Regions from separate parts of the Homo sapiens genome. Here regions 1, 2 and 4 are each linked to region 3. Evidence: chromatin contacts called from ENCODE Hi-C or POLR2A ChIA-PET data. All regions are on one chromosome and are shown on one strand. The core of a region is the stretch at or near the end of the contact, and the rest is flanking DNA. Distances in the headings are between cores, read along the strand shown.

The links. Hi-C counts contacts between places; a loop is a spot of excess contacts on that map. ChIA-PET counts read pairs that join two places held with the same protein, here RNA polymerase II (POLR2A). Pooled maps may share reads with other maps.
Region 1: a map of MCF 10A shows a loop between it and region 3 (14-fold over the local background). The contact joins two enhancer-like sites. A Hi-C loop is called at or near these places in 1 of 168 maps with a recorded cell type or tissue (MCF 10A) and 3 of 50 pooled maps. POLR2A ChIA-PET finds 5 or more read pairs at or near these places in 2 of 52 experiments (MCF 10A and OCI-LY7).
Region 2: a map of ascending aorta shows a loop between it and region 3 (3-fold over the local background). The contact joins two enhancer-like sites. A Hi-C loop is called at or near these places in 2 of 168 maps with a recorded cell type or tissue (ascending aorta and endothelial cell of umbilical vein) and 8 of 50 pooled maps.
Region 4: a loop to region 3 is called in a map of heart right ventricle, with 2.6 times the contacts of the local background. The contact joins two enhancer-like sites. A Hi-C loop is called at or near these places in 15 of 168 maps with a recorded cell type or tissue (MCF 10A, Right ventricle myocardium inferior, ascending aorta and 7 more) and 19 of 50 pooled maps. POLR2A ChIA-PET finds 5 or more read pairs at or near these places in 1 of 52 experiments (MCF 10A).

What each region holds. Positions count from the first base shown.
Region 1 is chr9:13,483,469-13,486,613 of GRCh38, forward strand. The region is part of intron 3 of LOC105375977 (a long non-coding RNA gene); the gene reads left to right. Among named protein-coding and RNA genes, the nearest start is that of LINC01235, 54 kb to the left of the region's middle. Within about 2 kb of position 1,708, at least 8 of the 41 ENCODE cell types and tissues checked have a DNase peak (open chromatin) inside an H3K27ac peak, as active enhancers do.
Region 2 is chr9:13,567,270-13,570,460 of GRCh38, forward strand. No RefSeq gene overlaps it. Among named protein-coding and RNA genes, the nearest start is that of LINC01235, 140 kb to the left of the region's middle. Within about 2 kb of position 1,387, at least 9 of the 41 ENCODE cell types and tissues checked have a DNase peak (open chromatin) inside an H3K27ac peak, as active enhancers do; they include ascending aorta and endothelial cell of umbilical vein, where a contact is called at or near this core.
Region 3 is chr9:14,095,349-14,098,831 of GRCh38, forward strand. The region is part of intron 10 of NFIB (nuclear factor I B); the gene reads right to left. Among named protein-coding and RNA genes, the nearest start is that of LINC00583, 170 kb to the left of the region's middle. Within about 2 kb of position 1,288, at least 13 of the 41 ENCODE cell types and tissues checked have a DNase peak (open chromatin) inside an H3K27ac peak, as active enhancers do; they include ascending aorta, endothelial cell of umbilical vein and heart right ventricle, where a contact is called at or near this core.
Region 4 is chr9:13,443,238-13,446,766 of GRCh38, forward strand. LOC105375977 (a long non-coding RNA gene) reads left to right here. Exons shown (of 4, transcript XR_929484.3): 3 at 3,233-3,356. Among named protein-coding and RNA genes, the nearest start is that of LINC01235, 14 kb to the left of the region's middle. Within about 2 kb of position 2,059, at least 2 of the 41 ENCODE cell types and tissues checked have a DNase peak (open chromatin) inside an H3K27ac peak, as active enhancers do; they include heart right ventricle, where a contact is called at or near this core.

The DNA of each region.
Region 1 (3,145 bases), core at 458-2,957, 610 kb before region 3:
GGTTAGCTACAACCAAGGCCTAATGAGTGTAAATGCCTACAATCTTATTTCTACATGGGTAAGGACAGAAAGAAGTATAACAGAGTAGAAACCAAATGACTATGCCTGGCCTGAGTAAAGGTGAGGAGAAAAGGGGGAACGGTGGTTATATATCAGGAAAGAACTAGTCCTGATCTTGTCTTGTGGCCTACAATGGGATTGTGAATATGGTTAAACAAAGAGTTAGATGTACAAGGAACTAGTATATTTGGGGTCTCAGGCTACTAATGAATGGGTTCTCTGAAGTGAGCATGACATCAGGGAATAGTCTTCGAGTGAAGAACTTGCTACTACAAAAAGGGCTCCAATCTGGCCTTCATGGTAAAGACCAGAACAGGGGGAGTATAGCTATATTCTGAGAACAATATTTACCTTCCTGCCACCAAGATATCCCATCAGAGTCCCTTCGGTGTTTGGCAATTTCCAATCAGCTCTGCTCCAGAAGCAGCACTAGTTCCCACAGCCTCCTTTTTCTCCTGGAGAAAATTTGGCTACATGATTTCCAATGAGCTTTCCCCCAAGAGAGCCACAATTCCACTTTGGCCCCTTTCTCCACCAATGTTGACTCATAAAGCAACCAAAACTGGAAATGTTCACTGTTCCACTACTCTGGAGCATCTTCATATGCTGTGGGATAGCTGGTAAGGTAATGAAAAGAATTTGGAAACCAAGGGCTCTCTCTGTTTTGCTAGACAGTTCCCATTGCCAGGTGTCACTGGTGAGCAAACATCACTTTGGTCCCTTTACAAGTTACTGGAGCTGACTTTCCCTCAGCCACTTTTCTTTGGGCATAGCCGGAAAAGACCATATTATATTCTGCAGCTAGCAACTTCCAGCAACAGGCAGCACATGGAGAAATGACTCAAGTAGACTAGATTCCTCCCATCTCTTAGCCCCCAGAGAGCATATTGCCAAATCTCTGGCAATATTTGGGAGGCAGTTGAGGACTTGGTGGATTAGCCTAAACTTTATGACATACCTGGCTACAGGGACCTGACAAGGGTACGTAAGTTGCATCCTAAACCATAAAATGGCGAACCTTAGCTAGGCTTGCCTTCTACTTCTTCACTTCCTCATGCATTATGGACATTTCCCATATTGCTACTTGGTTTTCTGTATTTGTTTATTGAATGATCTTTATAATTATAATTTGATTGCAGCATAATGATTCCCTTAAGAGGGTGTGCAATAATTTGTTAGGCATTCATTGATTGCTGGATATTTTGGTTTTTTCCAATGTTTCATGATTATAAATAATGTTGCAAAGATATGCCCATCGCTTCTTTTCTTATTTTAAATCATTTCCCTAGTGTGCATTCCCAAGAGTGGGATTACTGAGTCAAGTGTAAACATTTCAGTTAAAGAAATCCAAGGGGAAGAACACATTCTATACACTTGAAAAGTAAACTATGAATCTGGAAAATACCAGTTGACTGGGGCTGAATCTGCACCATTTGCATTAATTTAAAATGAAGGTAAACCTTCCTCTTCTATAACTAAGTCCTGTGAAATAGCATCAACCACATAGGCTCTACCAACACGCTGACCAAACAGACTTAACTGCAGGCCTGTGATACAGCACAACAGAAATTATCTCACCCTTGGGTTCAGTACAACATCCAATTGCATTATCATTTTCCCAGTAAATAGCGCTTGCCATCTCTAACTACAGCTGTGTGAAACCAACAGCGTCCACTTGGCGGGGAATCACATTCCAAAGTGTTACTCAAGTATTGTCCAGAAATAAAACTTAAATCATCTCTCCTGGCTGGCTGAGTGTAAGGTACTTTCTATTTACCAAAGGCTAAAATCATGCCTTTTAAGCAAACTTTGGCTTTAAGTATCAGTTTTCTGACAGGGGAGGGTATTTTTATGGCCTCAGAATGTAAGGTGAACTCACAAAACTCTTCCTTCTTCCTCTTCCCATGGTTTTTGGCATTCAGAATGTATTCCTGGAGCTCTACCTAAAGGCAAATTCCACAGTTGTCTTACCATCTCCCAAGGGAAACATATTTCACAATAGTTACACTAAGGTAATATTTGTTTCACATCAACAAAAATTTATTGAGTGTGTATGCAGCAAGGCATATAGGAAGAATATGGGCTTGACTATCGTACATACTTGCTGTGTATCCAAAGACATTTATGAAATTTTCCTAAATTCCAATGGCCTCATCTATTAAATGAAATGAACAATGCCACCTTCACGAAGTAATTGTGAGTTACAAATAATATAAATGAGAAAAGTGCTCAGTATACAATAAGCAGTCAATACATGTGAATTCTTTTTCCTGGGTCCTAAATGGAATACTGAAATGAAAGACACAGTTTCTGTTCTCAAAGCCTACAGAATAGCAGATGAGCACAAACATAGCTATGATACCAAACAGCCTGTGACAAGTATCATAAAACAAAAACAAAGTTTGGAGAGAAAGAACAAGGGGAGAGAGAGATGTCTACAGAGTGGTCTAGAGTCAGTACTAGATATGTTTTAGATAGCAAACTGAAAATAAGCATGGATCTGGACTCAGCGGTCATGGGTTTCACCGAGTAACCTAACTTCTTTGAGACTAAGTTTCTTCATCTGGAAATGAAAGAACTTAGATTCCCACTTTACAGAGATTGAAAAGCATAATTCTCTTTTGTAACTATAACATTATTTGTATTTTGTTAGTTATTTTAATAATGAGAACTCCAAATTTAAGTATCTGGATGGCTAGGTGCGGTGGCTCACACCTGTAATCCCAGCACTTTGGGAAGCCAAGGTGGGCGGATCATCTGAGGTTAGGAGTTCAAAACCAGCCTGGCCAACATAGTGAAACCCAAACTCTATTAAAAATACAAAAATTAGCTTGGTAGTGGCCCATGCCTGTAATCCCAGCTACTCAGGAGGCTGAGGCACGAGAATCTCTTGAACCCGGGAGGCAGAGGTTTCAGTGAGCTGAGATCGTGCCTGGGCAACAGAGTGAGAATCTGTCTCAAAAAAAAAAAAAAAAAAAAAAAAAAGTATCTGGGAATGCTTTAAGAAGGTGGTGGAATATGAAATAAATAAATTTTATAAAATGGGTTGGGTGTTGACCACATATTAGAAGAATCAGCTGAAGGA
Region 2 (3,191 bases), core at 137-2,636, 530 kb before region 3:
ATTTCAAAATACATAAATTTTCATTTTGAAAATTTTGAAAAAATAAAGAAGGAATAAAGGGGGAAAATTAAGAAAAAATCACCTGTAATCCTAGGGCTTATAACAACTGCTGTTAACATTTTCACGTAGATGCTTCACACATAATTAAGATCACCCTGTATTAACTATACTGTTTTACAACCTATTTTTTTCATTAAGCAAGCATGTTACAAGCCCTTTCCCATGTCAGTGAATATTTTTCTAAAACATGATTTATGTATATACCATAATTTTCTTAGCCATTTTCTTATATTTTAATAATTATATTTCTATTTTTAATATTTAAATATCACTGTGTGATATTTAAAACCACACAGTGAACTCTTTTGTATGTAAATATATTACTTGTTTTAGTATTTGGCCAAGATAACTTTCTATCAGTCATAATGTTTAAGGATTTTTGTGCACGTTTTTTCAATTTCCTTTTAAGATTTGAGTTCATTTCCCTCAAATCCTTAACAATATTGAGAATGTTTTTCAGATATGCATTTTGTAGGTGAGCATTCTTTCACTTCTACATTTTTGTTTTTTTAATCCTGAGATTGAGCGTTGTTTTATATTATTAGCCATCTCTGCTTCTTTTTTTGGAATGCCTTCTCCTAGTCTTGGCCAGTTTTTTGTTTTTTCCTATTAGAGCATTCCACTTCTCTCAGATTTCTCAGTTTTGCAGTATCCCGTTGTCCAAACTCAATATTTCATTCAGACTAAAAGTTAGACTTTACTTGCTTTATGAACTAAGTTCATTTCTGTCCACTCACGCTTTTGGCATCTGATCCTGTTTGTGTTTCTGGTTTGAGTTTTTAAACTTTCTTCTGGGTTTTAAAAGTTCATTATAACCAAACTTACTACGGACAAAACAGTAATACTTTGTGGTAGAAGATATGAAGATTCACTATAAACTATTCCCAAGTGTAAGGCCATAGGAAAAAAAAAACCTAATTCTCACTACCATTCCCAACAGTCACCATACATATCCATGCTAAATTATAATTACAATTTTTGACCCCAAAGTTGTGGCATCCTAGTTTTAGTAGATTGAGCTCTTTCTGGTTTGTGCCGAGCATCTGGCTTGTAGATGAACTTTGTCATTTCTGTATTTTCTAAAAGCCTGTAAAAACAAACATGCTATTTCCCTCATTGCAGTAATGTCCATTAGAAAACACAAAGCAAACTGTATTTTCAACCAAGCACATGGATTGCCTGCAGTTTCCTCTCATTGGGGTTTGTTCTTCCTCCATCACAGTTGTGAGAAGGCTGTGTGTGATCAGTATTTTTGTCCTATCTCTATGAAAGATGACTTTCACATTCTCCAGTTTGGGCTGGTCACTGATGAAGTCACTGCTGGAAATGGCTCAGCCGTGCTGGGCAGCAGAGGGGGCAGATGTCTTTCTGTTTTATTCTTCATTTTTAATGTGCCCCGTGGCAAGCCTTAGTTCCTTCTCTCTGTTGGTCTTGAACCTTTACCTTTATTCTTCGCTTACTCCCATTGTTTTTTTTTCCTGCTGTCACTTACGGTGGGCTCGGGGAACAATGTTGCAGGAACATAGAGCTTTTGAGGGAAATGTAAATCGCCGGCGACACTGAGTCCCGTCTGTTTTCTCATCGGAAAGCAGCATTTCAGAGAGCTGAACTGGCGACACTGCTTGGCGAAGACACGCCGAGTTCAGGAATATTCCCTGTTCCCAGGCCCTGGTTGTGTCGAAGTGGGACTTTCTGAAGAGGGGGCACTCTGGGAGAGACGGGAGCAAAGGGGCACTTTCAGAAGCAGATGCTCCTGGCTTCGGAAGGAAAGCTGCTCTAATCGGAGTTCAGCCGTCTAGCAGACAATCCACAGCTTTGGAGAGAGACAAACAAAAAAGAGTCTCTTAGTCTAGTGCATAAATGTAAGAGGCTTGTCTTAAGTGTGTGTGCAGGACTCTAGCAGGGCTAAAAATGTTATGCAGAGTTTAAAGTGAGGCATTGTTTAGGTTTTAATGAAGGCAACCAATTTTTAACAACAGAAGTTCTGTTGCTGAATCCCCCTCCCCTTCGCCCTCAACATTCAGTTCCTCTGCCCCTGCACCTGCTTTCATTTTTGGCTTCTTGGCACTGATGTTCACAGAGACATCAGCTGGCAGTGGCAAACCGCTAAAAGCTCCCCTGCAATGCAGCTCTGCAAATGCCAGCCATTTATCCACTGGTGCATGCCAGCTTAACGTAAGGTCTCCCTTTCTCCCTCCAGCCCCAGCCCCCTCGGCCCCCCAGTTTTACTTCCAAATGACAGTAAATGATCCAAAGTGAGCAGTGGTTTGGCCCTTTGAGTATCCATTAAGTGTGGCCACATCTATTTGCTGCATCTATTTGCTGTGATTATAATATTTTGATCCAAAGAGTGTTGCAGAAAATTTAGATGACAATACTATTTCTTCTGTTCAATAAAGAGCTATTGGCCCACAGGCTCATTTCTCTCTCCCCAGCAGATGGTGGGATAGTTTCTTGAGGTCTCTTTGACTTGAAATAGCCTTTTTGTTTTTGTTGCTTATTGAGAGCCAGTTGCCCCAAATTTATTGAATAAAGACATCCACTTTTCAGTTTAAGCTAAGCTCCAATAGATAAATACTGACTTGGAATTGGGGACTGATGGACAAGCTGGAAAGGCAAAGGGGCTGTTGGAAGTTAAGTATTCAGCACAAGGCTTTGCAGTTTCAAAAACGATGCTTTTAAGTTCTCCATTCACCACAACAATTCTGGCTGTATACTGAGAGAGTGTGAGAAATCTGTGAGAAATTCGACATATATTTATTTTTCTTGGAAATTAGAGAATATCTTCACAGTGTACACTCTGAAGGGCTTTTGTTTTGTTTTGTTGTGTTTTTAATGATCTAAACCATCTGGGGAGTTGATAAAGGATGTGATTTTTACAAGCTGAGTTAGCAAAGCCTATTGCTAAATCCCAAACCTTTATCCAGCCTACAGATAAAACCAGGGTGGGAGAGCTTCCCTTCCAGCTCTGAAACACTATGATCCCACGTATGCCAAATGTTTTAGTATCTGGGTGGTAAGAAAAATAGAGAACTGACTAAGGGAGCCTGGCCCAAGGATCCAGAAATGGACATTACTTTTTCTTCTTCTTTTTTTTTTTAAGATTGGTGGAGATCACAAATTTCCAGAAA
Region 3 (3,483 bases), core at 38-2,537:
CTGTGGGAGGTTTTAGCCAATTAAAAATTATACAATTATCAGGCTCAGAGCAATTATTTTATCTCCTCCCACAGACCACAGCACAGTGGAGAAGCCCACATGTTGATTTCCAGCCTCTTTCTGTCTGTATTCCTCTCTACCCTGGGCTTCTTTTCAATGCTATTGTTAAAAGTGGTACTGCTCCTCTTATTTGCATATGTGATGCTTTAACAGCAGATAAAATTCTCTACAAAAATGGTGCTTCAAAATAGTGCCTTTCACTAGAGAAAATCACCCAAGGCATACTAAATCAAATAGAAATATAAGTTTTATACAAAGCAAAAAGAGATTCTTTTATAAATGATTTTCAGTTAAAAGCAAAAATCAGCATTATTTGCACAATTTTACCTCTTAAAGGTGAAACTTACTTGTATCAGAATGCTGAAGCATAAAATTACAAATGATTAAAGAACTGAACACATTTTAATATCATGCTTGCTACTCTGTTCACAAGGGCAAAAGATCTTACATGGGCAAAAGATCTTCCTGTGTGTGAAACAAAGTGAGCAAGAGAGAATAATTGTAACTTTCTGCAATTTCAGAATATTCAAAATTCGTGTTCTTCAATTACTTGACCTTAAGATTTTGCCATTTCTTTTATCATTTATTATGTTTATTATGATATTTATTCATTCATAGTCTTTGTTATTTAAGTAAATATGACTAAAAAAATCATCATATCCCTACTAACAGCACTAGCAAAAATGAGAACCAAAAAGGTAAGCTAATAAATGGTGCACTGGCTGTCGAGGGAACTGATTTCTTACGGACGAACTACATCTGTAAATATGGCACTTTACATAAAACATATTCAAATAAAGTAGGGGTTTAATATACTTCCTTTCACTACAAAGGGTTAATCAGCAAGGTTTACATTTGGGAATTTTCAGAATCACGCTCCTCCCTCTCCAGTAGCGCTGCCAAAAATCATCGACAGGAAACGTAAGATTAAGTTTGTCCTACCTAAGCGAACAAAGAGTGCTCTGAACAGGCCACCGGTTTACTGCAGAGCGGGAACTTTTCTAATCCTGCTGGAATCTGCAGTCCTGCTCAGAAAATATCACGGAAAAAAGTTGTTTTCTTTCCTCTAACATCTTGTCTCAGGATCATCTCATTTTGGTCACACTGCAGATCCTGCTGCTTCTCCCATAAAGGTTAACTTAAAGCTCCAAACATAATCATGTGGAAAATGGACATTATTGATTCCTATGGTCCATTGTTCCCCCAACCTAAGTCCCTGAAGTTCAAGTTCAATCTGGAATTACATCATGTCTGGTTTCTCCTGGTTACCAGACGGCTTGAGACGTGACCACAGCTACAGAAAAAACAAACAGCCTTCTTCACGCTTCGGCTCCCCTATCGATTCAAACGTAAACTTTTTTTCTTTCTCTCAAGTACGCTTCAAGTATGGAGCATGGTTAATTTAGAGATTAAGTTCCAAATTAGATTATCTAATGGCATCTTAATGGATTGCTGACCCATTTCCTGTGGGATGGCAGCATGCAAGTCTGGCTGGAATACAATTAATTTCTTAGGAAGTGTTCTGAAGAGTTTGCCTAGATAAAAAGGAAATGTCGTGTTGTACAAATCTTTCTTTATAAATGGAGAAAGTTAGGCAAAACTACGACAAATCCCAACATATTATTCAAAAGCCAGACCACAGATGTTGTGCGTCCGTGAAAACCATATCAAGATCATTTTTAAGAATGGTAATGTTTTTATTTTTGATTTCATAACAGGTGCAAATAATTTTGATGAGAATAGAGTAATTCCTTTAAAAAGAATATTCATATACAAAGACAAAAGTAGTTAGCAGCCCCTTTACCAAACAATGATCATGTGAAATTTTGGTTTTTGCAATTCTCCACCTTGAACCAAAGATTCTTCCATTCATCTACCATATCAGCATTTCTATCATAGTCCCAGAGTGGTGCTAGGGGCCCAGAATGGTGTATAAAAAGTTGAGGATTTGAACACACTTTAGAGCTGACAGCTGAAAAGGAAATTCAGCACTCGGAGAATAAAGCTCCCCCCAGGAACTCCAGGAACAACCCAGCTGTTGTACTGTAGTTATGTGTCAAGATAACAAACTGAGAGCAGGAAATGCTAACCTAGTGAATTCGCGGGGATGTTCTAAGTGTAATGTTGAAATAAAAGTTAACTCTTTATATTACCTAAGGACATACTGCCCTTATCATACGTATGCCACATATATGTGGAGATATACACACACACTACATACACACACACATATAGATGCATACACACACAAACACATATATGTAATACAAACATATGGTTTGCAACCCATTATTGAAAGTTATTTTTTGTTTAAATATTCATTCTTTTGAGAGCATACATTTTACAAAGAAAATGTTATGAACAAAGCAAGGAAAATGGCTGAGGTGAGTGTTATGCAAATTAAGTTACATGGATAAAATGAGAGCTATTACCCCCCCACACTTTTTTTTTCTTTCTTTCTTTTTTCTTTTTTTTTTTTTTTTTTGCCCTCCCTCTCCTGACCAACCAGATCCAAATAACCTTTACTGGCTGCTAAATTTCTCTTGAGAAATCAAGCAACTCTCTAGAATTGCAGTAATAAACGACAATTTCTTAGAAAAACATGTGTAAAGTAACTACAGAATGAAGTATTCAACCCACAGAAAGGAACTGCTAACACATGTAACACGGAAAATAGCTGATAAAAGTCTCTTTGGTGCCATTCAATTATGGCATCCGCAGAAACACAAAAATCCTCCCAATTATTTTAGTAAAATCTTCATTTATTCATTATTTCAGAGGCTGAGCAAATGGTTTGTGTAAACATATCCTTTGGTAACACGCGCATGTTTATTTTAGCCATCTGAAGACTTCTTCTATGTTTACATAAGCCATCAGACACATACAACCACTCACTTGTGGCTTTGCGTTTTCTTGAAAGGGGTGAAGGGAGAGAAGAGAGAATGAAACAATAAATTCAGTTTCTCTTTTGCATAAAGCACTCCCTCTAATGTTTTAAAATAGCTTATGTTTGTATTATTCTTGGATTGTCCTTCAGCTTTCTTTTTCATTCAATTATATTGATCTTTCATATCTGACAGTACAGGCTATATTCTGACTATCACTTTAAGAAAGCCAGCCAGTCAGGGAGTAACTGCTGTATATGTTTATGTCCACATAACTCACATATGCAACAAGGTAATTTGTCCACATGAGACAAAGCACAAACACAACAGTACCTACCTTAAGCAGTTCATCACCTATCATCCTCCTAAGATCTTGAGCCCATTCTGACTATACTAGAAGTGAGCCCTTCACCCAACCAATATTTTACTCTGGGTTAACTGCAGTTCCTGACCTTTCACTTAGGCAGAAAAATTGACTCTCTCAAGGTGCAAGCAACTCCTTTGCACATGTGTGTGCACACACACACAGTTCACAAAA
Region 4 (3,529 bases), core at 809-3,308, 650 kb before region 3:
GTTTTTTCTGCCATTCTAATAGAACCTATTATGAGATTTTTTTTTTCCCAGGGACAAAAACAACACCAACTTTCCCTCCCTAAGAGCTTCTTATTGTTCATTTTCGTTGCTATTTGGAGAAAAAGCTCATTAAAATATTATGAAGCGCATAGCATAATTACGTGCCAGCCTTTGCCAATGAGGAACATCTGTAGCACAGTGTATGTATATTTATATTACAGTAAACTTGAGTGCAGACTCTCTCTTTCACCCCCTTCTTTACTTTGCCTCTGTTCTGCAATTCTTTGTCCTGACTACAGAACCCGGCAAATGTGTGAAGCGCACAGGCTACAGTGAGCGCATTGTCAGCCTCTCGGGGCTCCAGCGCCAAATGTTATTATTCTATCATTAGCCTGTAGCTCACGCCAGGGTAAACTGTGCTCTGCTAAATGCCTCCAAACCTTTTTTGCTCTTTTTATTTCCCCAGTTATTTTTAAAATGTATCTTTTCCTTCGTTCGCTCTCTGGCACAGAAAGCTTTGCAAAGTGCATCCAACACACACCCAGTTCCCAAATTCGTGCTTCTCTTCCTTCTTTACATTATTCCACTTGCTTTAAAACCAAAGAACCTTGGGCATAATAAAAACATTGAGAGCTTGCCTATACCACAAATATTTGTGGAAAGCACATGGTGCCATTTTGCCAGACTACTCTTATTTGTTAAACTGAGTTAAGTGTAACGTGATTCCAAAAACTGCCTTTAGAATGAAAGAAAAGGCTTCTAAAGCCAGGGAGATAATTACCGCAATCTGGGTTACAGAAAATGCAAAACAAAGGAGCACAATCCCACTTTGTGTGTGTGTTGTGTGTGCGTCTTTTTGTTTCGTTTTGTTTTGTTTTTTTTCTTTGTTGATGTACCCAAACATGTAAATATTCCATGGCGTGTGTTGTACGAAGATGGAAATCAACCCGAATCTTTCACAGACATAACAAAACATACTCTGTAGTGGACAGTGGCATGTTTGTGGTGGGAATATCTTTTTAGGAGGGAGGGCTTTCTGTCTGTCTTTTTCTCTCCCCATCTAGCACACACACACCCAGGAGTTGCAGTTGTCACTAGTTGCCAAGACTCTGACACCCAACTACCCTTCACTTGAAACTGTCAATCCATTTTTGCACACATAAATAAACGTCGAGTTGCAAAGAATTAGGGTTCTAAAATATTTCATATGAATCCATAAACATGCTAAAGAATCTTCTAATTCCCCTCCCCCATGTTTTTTTTATGGCGATTATTATGCTATCAGTCTCCCTATTGTTGGGAAGGTTGTCCTCTGGGATAGTTTTGTAGACCGGACGGTTCTCAGTTTTCCTTTCTTTGTCTGCCAATTGTTTCTAGATTGAAACCACTTTCTGAGAGAGACAATTATTACCATACGTGTATGTGTATGTAAATATTAATAATCATTGCATGTATGTATATTTATGCATACAAAAATAAACACTATCCCCACACATATTTCTCATTTTTTAAGTACTAGTTCTTGCTTCCATAAAACGATTTGTGTTCCCCAGTTTCTACTTCATAAAATGTACTTTATTAAAGAGAAAGAAAGCAAATCTTGTACATTTCCTTGTTTGATGTTTAGAGTAAGTGAACCTTGCAGGTCTGAGCTAAGCTTTTTGGTATGTTTTAGCTGAGTCCAGATTATGGGCTATAGGTTTCGAAACTAACATCATCCAGTTTTCTCAAAAACCGTCGTGGCAGTTCTCTCTTTAAATTTCATCTGGACTGTCTCTAAAAGCCCTAGCTGACCCCATCATGTCCTTCTTTTATTACTAAACATGCTTCTTTCCACATGCACAATGACATGGTATTTTTCAGGGCAAAAGGCAAAAATATATTAGGGGTTTCTTTCCTTCCAGATGTAGACATCTTGTCACCCGAAGAGCAACCAGAGGACGTAGAAAATGGACCTGATCTCAGATGAGACAAAATAGAGCATGTCACTAAGGTGCATGTAAGGATAAATCCATGCAGCTCTAGAAGCAGGATTTGGCAATAGAACTGTCCCATTGAGCCAAAAAGCCAGCCAGGGCATGGAAGCTTGTTATTATGGCTTGCTCTGTGAGTAAGACCCGCAGGGAGGATGTGAAGGCTGCTTAGTGGGAAGCCTGTTTAGAATATGGGGAAGTAAAAAATGAAATGGGTCTTGAAGGATTCCGAGTCTAATCAGGCTGTGGATATTCCTAACCTTCTTAAAATCTAAAAATAAAAAAAAAAGATAAAATTGCAATTATTTTTAATCCCCAAAGAAGATCATAGATCCCATCTTGAAATTCTGTTACATAAAAGACAGGTAGTTCTAAACATAGACATTTTTAAACTACCCATCAGAAACTGGGTGAGAAGCAGTGCATTGGAGTGAAAGTACAGGCAAGTGCTCATGATTAGAAATTAGCACTAGGCAGTTCATGAGGGAGCTAAGGTGAACCACATTCACAATTTTGGTTAAGAAAGCCTAAAATGCTAACTATCACTATCTGAATGATGTTTAGCATTGTTGGCTCTTCTCTTCTGTGTCTTTCATTTTTGTTTCTAAACATAATTGAATTCTTTTTCTCTTCACTTAATATTAGAATGAACTATGTGACATTTACAGTTTGGCATTTTTGACTTACAAAAATATAATTTATATAGTTCGGCCTAACAATTCTGATAATCTAATTTCTTGTGATTGTTAGAGTCAAGTATTACTTTTATTTTGTTTGTTTTGTTTCTTTTCCTCTGCTTCCACATTTAGTCATCCTTCATATTTTAATGCCTGTTGACATTTTGGAAAAGTGAGTATTTGGTTAAATGAAAAGAAACCATTTAAAACCTGTGTTTAATGTGCACTCTAAATTAGATCATTTTCCCTTCAATTCTATTCAGAGGGCCTCTGTATAGAGCTCAGTTTTCCAGATCATTTGGCTACTGCACATATTAGGGCCAGGATGTCATTTTGATGGCCTCAAGGCCTCTACTTCTCTTCAAGTTTTGAAAAAAGGGCAACTTGATTTTAAAAATAATCCATGTAAAATAATTAGGGTCAGAGAGACAAATGTGTTCATAAGCTCTATTCCAGAAAGTGATCCTTTCATAAACTCAGTTCTCCCGAGGGTGGGGAAGGGAGTTTCCATAAAGTATTGTCCATATGCTTCCTAACGTGTGGGAAAGGGAAAGAATGGCTCTTTCCTCCTCTGTTCTCTAGGAGGGGTCATGCATTCTGGAAAATAATGCAGAGTGGTACAGGCTGAAGCGGAGCGGAGAGGACACTGTTTCAAGATTCCTGCGCCAGCTCCTTCGTTGTTATAGAAGTTGGACTAAATAAAAGGGTAAGGACTATCTGAATGAGAATCTAAAATAGCCAATGCTATGAGAGTTTATTCTAGTGAGAGATTTTCAGCGTGTTCTCCAGATTTTAGGGGAAGAAGACATGAATGGAGAAATTAAAGACCAGATGTATTTTATCTCCTCTGTTGCAATTGGACAGCAGAAAAAGCGGAGC